Linked DNA regions of Mus musculus: region 2 is linked to region 1. Evidence: chromatin contacts called from ENCODE Hi-C or POLR2A ChIA-PET data. All regions are on one chromosome and are shown on one strand. Each heading gives the region's core, a stretch centred on a gene start or an enhancer-like site at or near the end of the contact. The rest is flanking DNA. Distances are from core to core; before and after follow the strand shown.

The links. Hi-C counts contacts between places; a loop is a spot of excess contacts on that map. ChIA-PET counts read pairs that join two places held with the same protein, here RNA polymerase II (POLR2A).
Region 2: a map of left cerebral cortex shows a loop between it and region 1 (2.3-fold over the local background). The contact joins the promoter of Bhlhb9 here to the promoter of Gprasp2 in region 1. A Hi-C loop is called at or near these places in 2 of 37 maps with a recorded cell type or tissue (both left cerebral cortex). POLR2A ChIA-PET finds 5 or more read pairs at or near these places in 1 of 5 experiments (Patski).

What each region holds. Positions count from the first base shown.
Region 1 is chrX:135,834,150-135,840,941 of GRCm38, forward strand. It overlaps Gprasp2 (G protein-coupled receptor associated sorting protein 2), which reads left to right and starts at 4,885. Exons shown (of 6, transcript NM_001359371.1): 1 at 4,885-5,113; 2 at 6,244-6,320; 3 at 6,470-6,541; 4 at 6,704-6,775.
Region 2 is chrX:135,881,351-135,888,303 of GRCm38, forward strand. It overlaps Bhlhb9 (basic helix-loop-helix domain containing, class B9), which reads left to right and starts at 4,501. Exons shown (of 5, transcript NM_001098222.1): 1 at 4,501-4,737; 2 at 5,495-5,576; 3 at 5,911-5,967.

The DNA of each region.
Region 1 (6,792 bases), core at 3,635-6,134:
AACACACACACACACAAACACACACACACACACACACACCATCAGAACTTTGATCCCCATCTCTCAAGTATTATTTATTCATCAATGAGGTTATACTGTGCTGAAAAAGAAAAAAAAAAGTACAGCAAGGAAGACAATTTACTTATTGTTTTAAAGATTTTTTTTTTTTGTTTATGCGTGCACATGTCCTTGGAGGACTGAAGAGGGTGTCAGATTCCCAGGAGCTGAAGCTGGGTCACAAAGGTGGGTGCTAGGAACTGGCCATGGATCCTCTAGAACAGCAATGTGCTTTTAACTACTGAGCTATGTCTCCAGCCCCAGGTAAGACCATTTAAACATCAGAATTAAAGTGGTCTTTCTCTAATAAATAGTATTCAGACATCTCCAAATATATTATAAAAGTCACCCTCAGACACTTCTTTTTTCTTTCGTTTCAGTTGAAAATATTTTTTAAAAAATATACTCTATTATTTTCCCTCTCCCAACTCCTCCCAACTCCTCCCAATTTCTCTGCTCACTCAAGTTCACTCCCTTTCTCTCTCACTAAGATACAAACAGGCATCTAAAAATAAGAGTAATAAAACTTAGAGAAATAGGGCTGGAGAGATGGCTCAGCAGTTAAGAGCACTGACTACTCTCCAGAAGGTCCTGAGTTCAAATCCCAGCAACCACATGGTGGCTCACAACCATCCAAAATTAGCTCTGACGCCCTCTTCTGGCGTGTCTGAAGACAGCTACAGTGTACTTACATATAATAAATAAATAAATCTTAAAAAAAAACTTAGAGAAATAAAAACAAACCACAATGAGATGAAGAAAAATCACAAGAAATATTTATAGACTCAGAACACACAGCAATACCATTAAAAGCCTAAAAGCAGAAACCATAATATATATGCAAAGGACCTGCAAGGAAAAAAAATCCGAGAAAGGTTTATGAGGCAATGAACCTCCCAAAATGCCCCTGGGGTAGGCAAGGGGCCTGCCCTTATGTTTGGTTTGTGTATGATCAATGAGACTCCATTGTAGAAACCGATTTTTCATTTGAGAGAAGTTATCAATTGGAGATAGCTTCTGTGCTCGGGATGTTGGCTTGTGTCCACTTCCTCTCTCAGCACTGGGACCCCACCAGTCTCAGACCCTTGCCAGCCCTGTGCATGCTGCCATAGTCTCTCTGACTACATGTTTATCAGTCCTGCTGTGTTTAGAAGGTCTTGCTATGTTTATACGCCTTTCCTTGATGTTCTCCATTCCCTCTTGCATTTACGATCTTTTTGTCTTATCTACTGAGAGGTTTCCTGAGCCCTAAGTGGAGGAATTTGACGGGTACATTCCATTTAGGACTGAGTGTTTTCAAGTCTCACTCTGTATATTGTCTGGCCATGGGTCTCTGTATTCATCCACATCTGCTGCAGAAGGAAGATTATTCGATGATGACTAAGCAAGACAGTGATCTATGAGTATAAGAGAATGCTATTAGGAATAATTTCATTTCTATATTCCTTTAGCAGTAGTATTTAGTTTTATACTAGGTCCCTGATATAAGTAGCCTCAGGTTCTTAGCCACCTGAACAGTGTCACAGATAGATTCCATCTCATAAAATGGCCCTTAAATCCAATCAGATACTCACTGGTTACTATCATGAGTTTTGTGCCACAGTCTTAATCAGGGTTTATATTCCTGAGCAAAAACAAGAAGCAAATTGGGGAGGAAAGGGTTTATTCAGTTTACATTTCCACATTGCTGTTCATCACCAAAGGAAGTCAGGACTGGAACTCAAGCAGGTCAGGAAACAGGAGCTGATGCAGAGGCCATGGGGGGGGGGGGGGCTACTTATTGGCTTGCTTCCCCTGGCTTGCTCAGCCTGCTCTCTTATAGAGCCAAGACTACCAGCCCAGAGATGGCACCACCCACAATGGGCCCTCCCACCCTTGATCCTTACAGCTGTATCTCACGGAGGCATTTCCTCAAGGGAGGCTCCTTTCTCTGTGATAACTCCAGCCTGTATCAAGCTGACACACAAAACAGCCAGTAAAATGCCACTAGCTAGTACATTTTGCAGACAGGACAGCATTATAGACTGAAGGGTTTGTAGCTGGGTTGGTATATATACCTTTCTCCTTTGGTAGCATGCTTTCTAATACCATGAAACACTAGTGAGTATGGGTGAAGGATTTATGTATGCACCCGTTTGACTTCTCATGTTCAATGAGTTGTGTAAGTATTGTCTTCAGAAATAGGACCTTACCGTCAGTTTGTGGAGACAGACAAGAAGCTTTTGCAACAGTCTTGATTGTTTGGGGGTTACTTTTTTCTTAATGTATAAAACATGGAAATAAAGAAAATTTCACAATGAAAATATGGTTCCCCTTCATATCAATAATTGCAAGAAAAGTAACAGTCTCCCCGCCGAGCTCCAAGGACAGTCACAAAAAGTATTTTTTCTTTAGCCAAAAGAGAGAAAAGAGGCAGTGGTGGTTAGCAGTGCTGAGAAATGACTGCAAAACAGAACTTCCTAGAGACTGAAACACTGTGAAAGACAGTGAGTATAGGACTTACCAGGATGGGAAAGGAGTTTGTTAATACTGCTATAACAAATTACAGTGCCTTCCTCAGTATCCACACGAGAGTGCTTCTAGAATGGTCCTCAGACCAATGCCTGTGGGAACTCGTCACTTTCATGAAACAACAGCATTTTCATAGACCATATGTACTTTCTCCAATATAACTTTGTCTGCTTTAGATTGCTTAAAATATTGAATGCAAGGGGCTAGAGAGATTGCTCAGCTATTGAGAGCATTTACTACCCTTGAAGAAGACCTAAATTTAATCCCAGCAACCAGATTTTGGCTCACAACCATCTTTAACTCCAGTAACAAGGGATCCCATGTCCTTCTGACCTCTGCAGGTACAAAGCAAGCCTGTGGTACACCAACGCACTTGCCTGCAAAACACAAATACACATAAAATAATAAATTGTTCTTTCAAAAGGTTTAAGATGCTGACTACAGTGTACATTTTATGAGGCTCGTGGAACTCTCTTGCTGGGAGCATGTTAGTAAGACAAAGTCTTTTTCCATCCAGGGTTCTTTGAACATATAGAGGTGAAACAGCGGCTAGACAGTCAACTGTATTACAAATATAGTAGCATAAGATATAGTTATTGCCCGGTGGTGGTGGCGCACGCCTTTAATCCCAGCACTTGGGAGGCAGAGGCAGGCGGATTTCTGAGTTCGAGGCCAGCCTGGTCTACAAAGTGAGTGCCAGGACAGCCAGGGCTACACAAAGAAACCCTGTCTCGAAAACAAACAAACAAACAAAAAAGATATAGTTATTATTTTACAATTATGGAAGTTAGAAATTATTTTAAAAACTGACACTAATGTAAAGGTCTTATGAGAGTTCCTTTCCTTCTAAGATTACAAGGGAGAATCTTCATTGGTTTTCTTCCTGTGTTCTGGAGACAGGTTACATTCTATGGCTACTGTAGTCCTTACATCTTCAAAGCTAATAAGGGACTTTTCAGCTGCCCCCTCCCCACATGCTGTTTCCTTCAAACACAGGATTTATGCCACACCTATAATCTTTACAGTTATATTGGGTAGACTCATCTAGCAGAATTGTGTGCTAGATCCCACTATTTGCAACTGGAGTTCCACCTGAAACCTCAGTTCTCCTTGGCCGAATAATGTATGTTCACATATCCTTGGGGTTGTTGTTTTGCTGCAAACTAACTAGGTGTTTAAAGGAATTTCTAGATGAGCAAGCCCGGCAGCTTTACTGTGTGCTTAAGGCCATTCCTGATTTTCTCACAAAACAAGCAAAGAGGATGGAGAGCAGAGGGAATTTTGTGGGTGGGGTAAAAGAAAAGACTCAAAGTCAGCCAGGGGTGGGTTGTGAGAGAAAAAATGCACAGAGGGTGGTTTCCCTGACAGTTACAGTGAATCGAGTTGTGGCTGAGATCCAAGCTAGTTGATCCTCCTGCATATGCATGCTGCCAAAAACAAGAGCTTGGACCTGACTGGGAAGAGATGAGTTCAGAGAACCATAGGCAAGGAAACTGAACAGGCCCAATATGGCTCCCAACACTAGGCTGTAGGTCTCTATGGCACCCTGTAAATACTGACAGGGAAAGGACAATTGTGGGGACAGACAATAAGTCAATAAGTAACCCAAGGGTATTGCTCCTTAGAATGAGAACATCTCTCTCTCTCTCTCTCTCTCTCTCTCTCTCTCCACCCCTCTCTTCTTTTCTCCCTCCCTCCATCCCTCTGTGCCTCTATCTCCCTTTTGAAAAGTGGACAGTGGTGGGGGTTGTAATGAAAGCCCCCATGTCCTATCCTTTAGATTCAAAAATGCTCTCCTCTTCATGGTTGCATGAGCCAGTAAGAGAAAACATGGGAGAATCAACAGGAACCTACTGGCTGGCTGGCTGTTGCTAGGTCACCTGTCCCCTCTCAGGCTGCATTACTAACAGCCCCCCTCCCCTTCCATTGGCGACAGAAAGGGGGGGGGAGGTTGGGAGGGAGTACAGAGTGGGTGCTGTGATGGGTAGGCACTGTCCAGCCTCGTTCTGAAGTGCAAATCTAGGGGCCACTCAGTATCCCTCCGCTGCTCCCCCCTGCTCCCTAACTGCAGACCTTCTCCTCCTTATAGTCCCCCCCTTCCCAAAACCCTCATAGACTCTAGGTCTTAGCCATCCCACACACTGTTGTGGCGCCAAAAAAAAAAAAGTGGTGGTGGTCTCTGGTTAGGGTGAACAGGGGTCTGCAGACGCCTAACCGGTGCAACCCACCCCTCCAAGAGGAGTGGGGCTGTCTGGCCCCGCCCACTCCGAGTCGGAACTACAGTGGGTCCGGGAGGGGGCGTAGAGCCCCGTGCGCAGTATCCCTCCGCCCCCTTCCCGACACCCTCGAGGAGAGCTGGCTTGTCGCATCCTGCGCAGCCCCTGCCTGTTTGGTGCAGAGGCGTGGGGACAGGACACATCTCTGCCATTCCACTCGCGCGCAAAGCGTTAAAGGCCAGTGAGAGGATCTGCAGAGGACAGAGAACACCCAGGAATAGGAGTCGGACGTGGGGGAGCCCAGGGACCTGGGCCGTGCGCCTGGCCAGGCAAGTGGGGGTGTGTCGAGGGCTCTGGGCGGTCGCGCACTGCAAACAACTGCCTGGCCCTGACAGTTCAGTGGAGGCAAAGGGGTCGCAGCTGCTCCCTGGAGTGTGCGCGGTGCCCGGAGACCCCAGACCGTGGTGGGGAGGAGGAAGCGGGGAACTAAGGCAGGGCCGCAGGAGCAGGGGGCGGCTGAGGAGGCAAAGTCTGCGGGTTTTGGAGGGTGGCAGAGCCTACAACCTGACAGCCTCCCTCCAGGTGTCAGTCCGGGACCAACACAGGTTATGAGGTAGGTGGCCACAGGAGAAATGGCGGTGGGGGGTTGCGGGGGAGGAGGACAGCAAGCCTGGAGCCCATGGATGTGGGTGCAGGTGCAGGGGGCCAACTCAGCTGGTGGGTGGTGAGTCGCCTCGGCTATTAGGGCTCCGAAATGGTTCCTGAGAGGGGCCCTGGTACCCTGCATCCTGGGTGCTGTCACTCCCCACAGGCTTCTGATTGATGGAAAGTGACCTGTCTGCATGGTAGGTCTGGCATATTCTGACAGGCCACGGTGAGCATCTATAGACCAGAAGCTTGAGAAAAGAAGAAGAGAAAAAACAGCGCGGATTTCTGGAGGTGTGTAGTAATGGGGATGGGCACCAGACAGTGAGTGGAGATGCAAAAAATGGTGGGGGTGACTGGCCAGAACAGGTGGGATATCCATTAGTGTCTCCTAATCTCATTTCTCACAACCTTGTAGGTACCTTCCACACTGCCTTTCCCCTCCCTCCCAAATCTGGGGTCTGAAAAGATGGTTTGGGGATGATGACGGAGTCATAAATCCAAGGACCACTTCAGAACCTGGTTTCTAGAATGTGCTGCGCCCTTCCCCCATTTTTTGCTGCGCAAGGAAAGGAAATATGGCCACCTAGTGGCGGATCTTCAACATTGCAGAAGGGACTAATAAGGATGACATCAAAGAAGGGGGTGTTACCTCAGGAGCCCTACAGCCAGGCTAAATAAATCTAGAATGTTCCAGCAGTAGGACCCTAAATGCTGAAAGACACATGATCTGGTTCATATCCTTGGTGACATTCATAACATGATCAGCTGCTACCATCATATAAGTGCCATACATTTTCATCTTTGTCCACAGCCCTGCTTTAAGGCTGGTCAGTTCTTCAAGCAAGGGAAGAAGGCTTCAAGGCGACTGTCTCAAATCTCTGGAGATTGGTGAGACTCAGGGCAGTGCAGGAGCCAGCCACTGAGGAGGCAAATTCAGATTGCTCTAACCCAAGAGGGTGTTTACTGTCCCCTTAATTTGCCCACACCTGCTGCCATCATTTCCTGATTGTCATACATTTTCATGTCTTTGTCCACAGCCCTGCTTTAAGGCTGGTCAGTTCTTCAAGCAAGGGAAGAAGGCTTCAAGGCGACTGTCTCAGATCTTGGAGGTTGGTGAGACTCAGGGCAGTGCAGGAGCCAGCCACTGAGGAGGCAAATTCAGATTGCTCTAACCCAAGAGGGTGCCCGATGCCTTTATTGTCCCCTTAATTTGCACAAAGCTGCTGCCATCATTTCCTGATTGTCAGACATTTTCATGTCTTTGTCCACAGCCCTGCTTTAAGGCTAGCCAGTTCTTCAAGCAAGGGAAGAAGGCTTCAAGGCGACTGTCTCAGATCTTGGAGGTTGGTGAGACTCAGGG
Region 2 (6,953 bases), core at 3,251-5,750, 47 kb after region 1:
GTCTTCAGATCTCCAACTCCTTTCTTACCTTTTTTGACTGCAACAAAGTGCTTTTCCTGAGCTGGTTCCACTCTCTGTTAGCAGCTTTCCTCAGAAGATATCCTATGGCTCTGGCATCTCAAAAATTTTGGGGTCTCCAAGGCCACTTCAGTGTTACAGCTTCTTGTTTCGATGTCTGGGATCCACACATGATTCTGGGCTCCTCCAAAGAGTTGATGTCACTTCTCCAGCTCTGCCTTCTGTAGCACTCTAAATTCAATTTGATCCACTCCATTGCCACTGCTGTTCTTAGCCATCTTCCCATGGTACTGGCATCTCCAATATGCTGTGGTCTTCTGCTGCAAGTAGGCTTCACCAATAGTCTCTCATAGGCTCTCTTCATGGTGCCATACCTCAAATCCTTTGCATGGCCTCTTTAGTCCTGGGCCACAAACTACAACTGAGGCTGTACAATCACCAGTGGCCTTCCATAGCCTCTCACAGTGCCAAGCCTCAGCTGCCCTTTATGACTCCTTCATGCCTTCAAAGCCAGTACCACCTGGGTGACTCTTACACATTACCAAGTCCAACTGTAGCATGAAGTACAACCTTGGCTAGCTCTGAAACACAGCTTCTTTGTGCTCTCAGAAAACACTTCCCAGAAGATTTCATCTCAGTGATGCCGGTCTCTTCTTAATCACCACTAATTTCTCTTTTTTATTCGATATTTTCTTTATTTACATTTCAAATGTTATCCCCTTTCCTAGTTTCCCCTCTGAAAACCCTCTATCCCCCCCACACACACACTGCGCACCAACCCACCCACTCCTGCTTCCTGGCCCTGACATTCCCCTATACTGGGGCATACAACCTTTACAGAACCAAGGGCCTCTCCTCCCATTGATGACCAACTAGGCCATTGTCAGCTACATATGCAGCTAGAGCCATAAGTCTCACCATGTGTTTTCTTTGGTTGGTGGTTTAGTCCCAGGGAGCTTTGGGGGTACTGGTTAGTTCGAATTGTTGTTCCTCCTTTGAGGCTGCAAATCCCTTCAGCTCCTTGGGTACTTTCTCTAGCTCCTTAATTGAGGACCCTGTGCTCTGCCTAATGGATGGTTGTGAGCATCCACTTCAATATTTTTCAGGCACTGGCAGAGCCTCTCAGGAGACAGCTATATCAGGCTCCTGTCAGCAAGCTCTTGTTGGCATCCACAATAGCGTCTGATGTTGGTGGTTGTTTATGGTTAGATCCACATGTGGGGCAGTCTCTGGATAGTCATTCCTTCAGTCTCCGCAATTCTTTCCATGGGTATTTTGTTCCCCTTTCTAAGAAGGATTGACATATCCACACTTGGTCTTCCTTCTTCTTGAGTTTCATGTGTTTTTCCAATTGTATATTGGGTATTCAGAGCTAATATCCACTTACCAGTGAGTGCATATCATGTGTCACCACTAATTTCTTAGCTCCAGCTAACCAGCATCATTTGTCCCAGTAGTCTCCTTCTAGTCTTGACTATAAGGCCAGAGACACATGGCCAAAGCTGCTGAGTTCTACTGCTTGCAGAACTGGAACATGGCTCCCTTGTTCTATTACATTATCAATAGCTTCCTCTTTACCTATTCCCTCACTACCTAAACTCTGTCATTGATCTTGCTCTGTAGTTTGACCTTCAACTCAGAGATCTGCATGCCTGTCTCCTGGGATTAAAGGTGTGTAACTCCATGCCTGGATTTAAGCTTTTCTTCAACTAGAACTTGCTCTATTTGAGGCTGGCCTTGAACTCAGAGATCTGCGTGGCTTGCTTTGTCTCCTGGGATTAATGGTGTGTACTACCATGCCTGGATCTAAATTTAGCTGGGTAGGATCTTTCCCCAGAATCCCTTAATCTGTTCACTCCTAGAGCACAGTATTAGGCTCCATTTCACTTCCTGGTGCTCCTTTAATACTTGAACTATGTATTTTATATTTTTCCTTTCTCAGCTGGCTAAGTTTGTTTAAGATGCTCTTCATAAGACTTAACCAGAGAACAAAATATATGATGTGTTTCTGAGACATCCTTTGTCAATGCAATTAATCTGAGTCTCTTCACCTTAGCCTCAGGCAGAGTCTTCAGACAATGGCAAAAAGTAGTCATATTCTTCACAAAATACCACAAAACAGTCTCTAGGCCACATATTGAAATTCTCCACTGAAACCTCTTGGGCCAGTTCCGCACAATTTAAATCATTCTCCGCGACAAAGTCTTCCATATTCCTACCAGAAAAACTCATTAAACCCCACTTAAAGCGTTCCAATGCTTTCAAAATGCAAAGTCCCCAAATCCACATTCTTCTAAGCAAAAGCATGGTCCGGCCTATCACAGCAATACCTTAGTCCCCTGGTACTAACTTCTGTCTTAGTTAAGGTTTTACTGCTGTGAACAGATACCATGACCAAGGCAACTCTTACAAGGACAACATTTAGTTGGGACTGCCTTACAGGTTCAGAGGTTCAGTCCATTATCATCAAGGCAGGAGCATGGCAGCATCCAGACAGGCATAGTGCAGGAGGAGCTGAGAGTTCTACATCTTCATCTGAAGGCTGCTAGCAGAATACTGGCTTCTAGGCAGCTAGGATGAGGGTCTTAAAGCCCATGCCCACAGTGACACACCTACTCCAACAAGGCCACACTTCCTAATAGTGCTACTCCCTGGGCCAAGCATATACAGACTATCAATGTAACATGTATTCAGGGACTAGTCATGTCTAATTCCTATTACAATAATTATCAATGGAGTGAAAGGACAGCTCAACGTTCACAATCCCTCCCTCAAAGGAGTAACACATATAGGATTCTTTGGGGATGCAAAAAATGGGTTTTCTACTTCAATATAGAAAACGTTGAATCCGCACATCTCCTTCAGTGGGGCAGGGGTATGATGGCATTGAATGTTTTGCATCCTCTCTTATGACTCGTGTCCTTTTGCCTACCTCTGTCTTTCCTTGCTACCTAAAGCTACCTTCTCTTTGTCTCATTTATTAAATTTTTGGATTTTACCCACACTTCATCTGTTTGAGAGGAGTTACATAACCTGATACTTTTCTCTTTTATTCTCTTTTATTCCATTTAGGGCTAATTCTATTCAAATAATTTTACTATATTTGAATAATTCTATTATAGTGTTAGTTAATACATAATTTGTATCACATCAGTTAATAATATATTACTATCTAAAATAAAGTATGGTTTTCAGAAAAAAAAGAACAAATTAAAATCTTTTAAAATATTGGTTTTTCTGACCTACAGCAAAAAAAAAAAAAAAAGTGTGATTCTTCAGCAGTGGAGTCTTAATAGCCAAAGGATGTGGCAATAGCTTCTGTTGTTTTAGGTGCCACCGGGGCAATGGTTCTCAACCTTCCTGATGCTTTAATTCAGTTCCTTGTCTTATGGTAACCTCCAAGTACAAGATTATTCTCGTTGTTACATCATAACTGTGATTTGGCTAATGTTATGAATCATAATGTAAATATCTGATATGCAGGATATTTGATATGTGACCCCTGTGAAAAGGTCATTCAACCCTCAGTGAGGTAGCAACCCATAGGTTAAGAACCACTGCTCTGAGGCCCCTTTAACCAGTAACTCGCAGTGCTTGGTACTGGGATTTTTATTTAATAAGTCGTGTCTTCTGAGAGCAGCAGCCTGGTCCACCCATGCAGGGTACCTCTGTTCAAACTCCTTTGTCTTCAAATTATATTTTAAAATTCGCTTGCATGCTAGTTGTTTGCTTTAAGGCTTCTTCATACATTCTATGTTTGGGTTGACCTATCACCTACTCTGTCCCAACCTACTCCCACGCCACCTCCCAGTTCTTTTATGTCATATGTGACTAGATGAGTTTTTAGTCCAAATAAGTCAAAGGAAGTAAAGTGACTTTTACCCCAGACCTCTGGTTGGTTTTCCAGGGACAGAAGTCTGGCTTTACCCTGGGGGCAGCGATGTAAGCTGCAATGGTTGCTCCCATTTCTTTTCCTCTAGGAACTCCATGAAGCATTGAGAGAAAAACATGAAGAATCAAGAGTCCTCTCTGCAGACTGTTGCTAGGCTACCTGTTCCCTCTCTAGCTGCAGTACTAAAAGCCCTCCTCCCTTTCTACTGGCGTCAGAAGCTACGAGAGAACTGAAGGGTAGCAAGAGATGGAGTGCAGGGAGGGGCTGGGGGCCAGCAAAGCCCAGCTTCCTACTGAAGTACAGGAGCACTCAGTATCCCTCCGCTGCTCCCTCCTGTTCCACATCTCCAGACCACCTTCTCTCCATAGTCCCCCTCTCCAAAGCCCTCATAGACTCTAGATTTCAGCCATCTCACACACTGTTGTGGCACCCCCCCCCCAAAAAAAAGTGGTGGTGGTCTCTGGTTAGGGTGAACAGGGGTCTGCAGACGCCTACGGGTGCAACCCACCTCTCCAAGAGGAGTGGGGCTGTCTGGCCCCGCCCACTCCGAGTCGGAACTACAGTGGGTCCAGGAGGGGGCGTAGAGCCCCGTGCGCAGTATCCCTCCGCCCCCTTCCCGACACCCTCGAGGTGAGCTGTGCTTGCCGCATCCTGCGCAGCCCCTGCCTGTTTGGTGCAGAGACGTAGGGGCGGGACACGTCTCTGCCATTCCACTCGCGCGCAAAGCGGTGGGGGTTCTGTGAGAGGATCCGCCGAGGACAGAGACCAGCCGGGAGCAGGAGGGGGACGCGGGGGAGCCCGGACACCTGGGCCGTGCGCCTGGCCAGGCAAGTGGAGGTGTGTCGAGGGCTCCGAGTGGTCGCACACTGAGGACCACTGCCCGGCCCTGACAGTCCAGTGAAGGCCAGCAGGTCGCGGCCTCCCTGGAGTGTGCGCGGTGCTCGGAGACCCCAGGCGGTGGGGAGGAGGAAGCGGGAACCCGAACCGGGCCCCGGGCGCAGGGTGGCAGCCAGAGTGTCTTGAGTCTGAGGGTCTGGAGGCCTGCAGAGCAGATGGCCTGGCAGCAGGCTTTTCCCCCCGGCCCTTTTTGGTGTTTGGGCCCTGCAAGGGTTGTGGGGGAGGCGACTATGGGAGAAATGGCGGCGCGGAAGCTGGGGGTGGTGCCCCTTGGAGGTTGCTGTTCATGGGTTGGAGGCAGGTGGCCAACTCTGGTGATGGTTCAGCTGTTTGGTGAGTCGCCTTTCTACCTGGGCCCTTATTCCAGAAAGGGATCCATGTGCCCTGCATCGTGGGTGCTGTCTCTTCCCACAGACTCCTGCTTGGTGGCAAAGTCTCTTGTCAGGGTGGTAGAGGTAGTGTATTCTGGGGAAGGTGAAACATCATTAGAGGGGCGATTATGAAGATGTCAGAACATAAGAATGAAAAGTTCATCTGCCTTCAATACAGGATTGTTTTATTGCCCTCTGTATTTAGACTCCTGTACCTAATTTACTGCAAGGAATTGGTCATAATAAGGAGTTGGTCATATATACAGAACTCCTAGCTATATAAATATTATGACATTGTCCTATCTTTTATATTCAGGATCCATTTTCTCAACATTTCACCTTGAACATTTGTTTTAATGTTCGAATGGACTTAAAGTAAAGAAGAACTTTTTGTGCAGGTGGGTGTTCAATTTAGAATATTTGAAATCACTATTGGAGTTAAGTGTCTCTTTCTGGGACCCCCATATATCATCCCCAACTTTTTGTTGTCCCTCATAGTTTTATACAGCAGCAGTACGGGGTGGGGGGGGTGGGGGGGGGTGGGATGCAGTTTCTGAAGGTAGCCATTTGGGTCACACATGGGAGCTGATGGAGATCATGTACTTGGTTCCTAATTCTTTAACAGAGGTATTTGAACTTGGGTTTTGGAAATCTGCCCATAAACCTATAATTTTATACCATGGTCAACATTTTTTTTAATATTTTCCTCAATATCTTTTGCTTTCTATGTAGGTCGACTCTTCTCCAGCCAGAGGGAAGAATAGCATCTCCCGAGCATCCTGCTTTGTGGTAAGACTGGCATTCATAGCACGTGAGGCAAGATCTAGCTATACAAAGGGAGGCTGGTATTTCAAACATGACCTTGGAATTATTGTTTTCATTAGCTTCCCTGCCTTCTTCCCAAATATAGTTGCATGTGTTCCACTATCTACTTTTATACCTTGTATTTTTTCCTCAGACAAAGAAATTTAGTCCCTGAATGGGAAAATGCAAGACTTTACCGTTAGGAGGATGCATATTCAGTCAGATTACAGGTCTTGAGCACATATGAGGGATAGTTAGGGCAGGGCTGACAACATGTGGGAGACATTTAATAACCCTGAGTATACAGAAACATGTGCTGTGAACCTTTTTAGGGGAGTTCTGTCAATCCTTTTAGTGGGATTGTTGTTGTTGCTGTTGTTCCTGGTGTTGCCTTCTGCCTCTGCCTTTTTCATCCATAAACCTGTTTCTTTCTAGGTTCTTGTAGAGCAATGTTTCTCAACCTGTGGATTGTGACCCTTCTGGGGCTAGGGGTAGGGGATCAAATGATCCTTTCATAACAGTTACGTATCAGACATGCTGCATATCAGATATTTACATAACAGTCCATAACTGTAGCGAAATTACAGTTATAAAGTAGCAATGAAAATAAGTTTATGATTTAGGTTCAATACAATGTGAGGAACTCTTTTAAAGGGGCGCAGCATTAGAAAGATTAAGAACCGCTGCTGTAAAGACTTGTAAGTAGTTGTTCACTTAGAAGGTAAGCAAGAGAACAAGACTTTATTAGGGTTCTAGGTGAATATGAATGTGAACCCACACAGATGAAACCAGATCTCACCTTGGCCCCAAGGTTTTCCAGCTTTCCAACCGTTGTTGCCCTCACATTCATTACAGAGAGTGGGAGGCCAGTGAGCAAAGATTGTATCAATAGATAATTAGCAGATACTGAGTCAGAAAATGTAAGGAGAAGCCATAAGAGAACAGGGTATGAGGAAGTGTTAAGATTCATG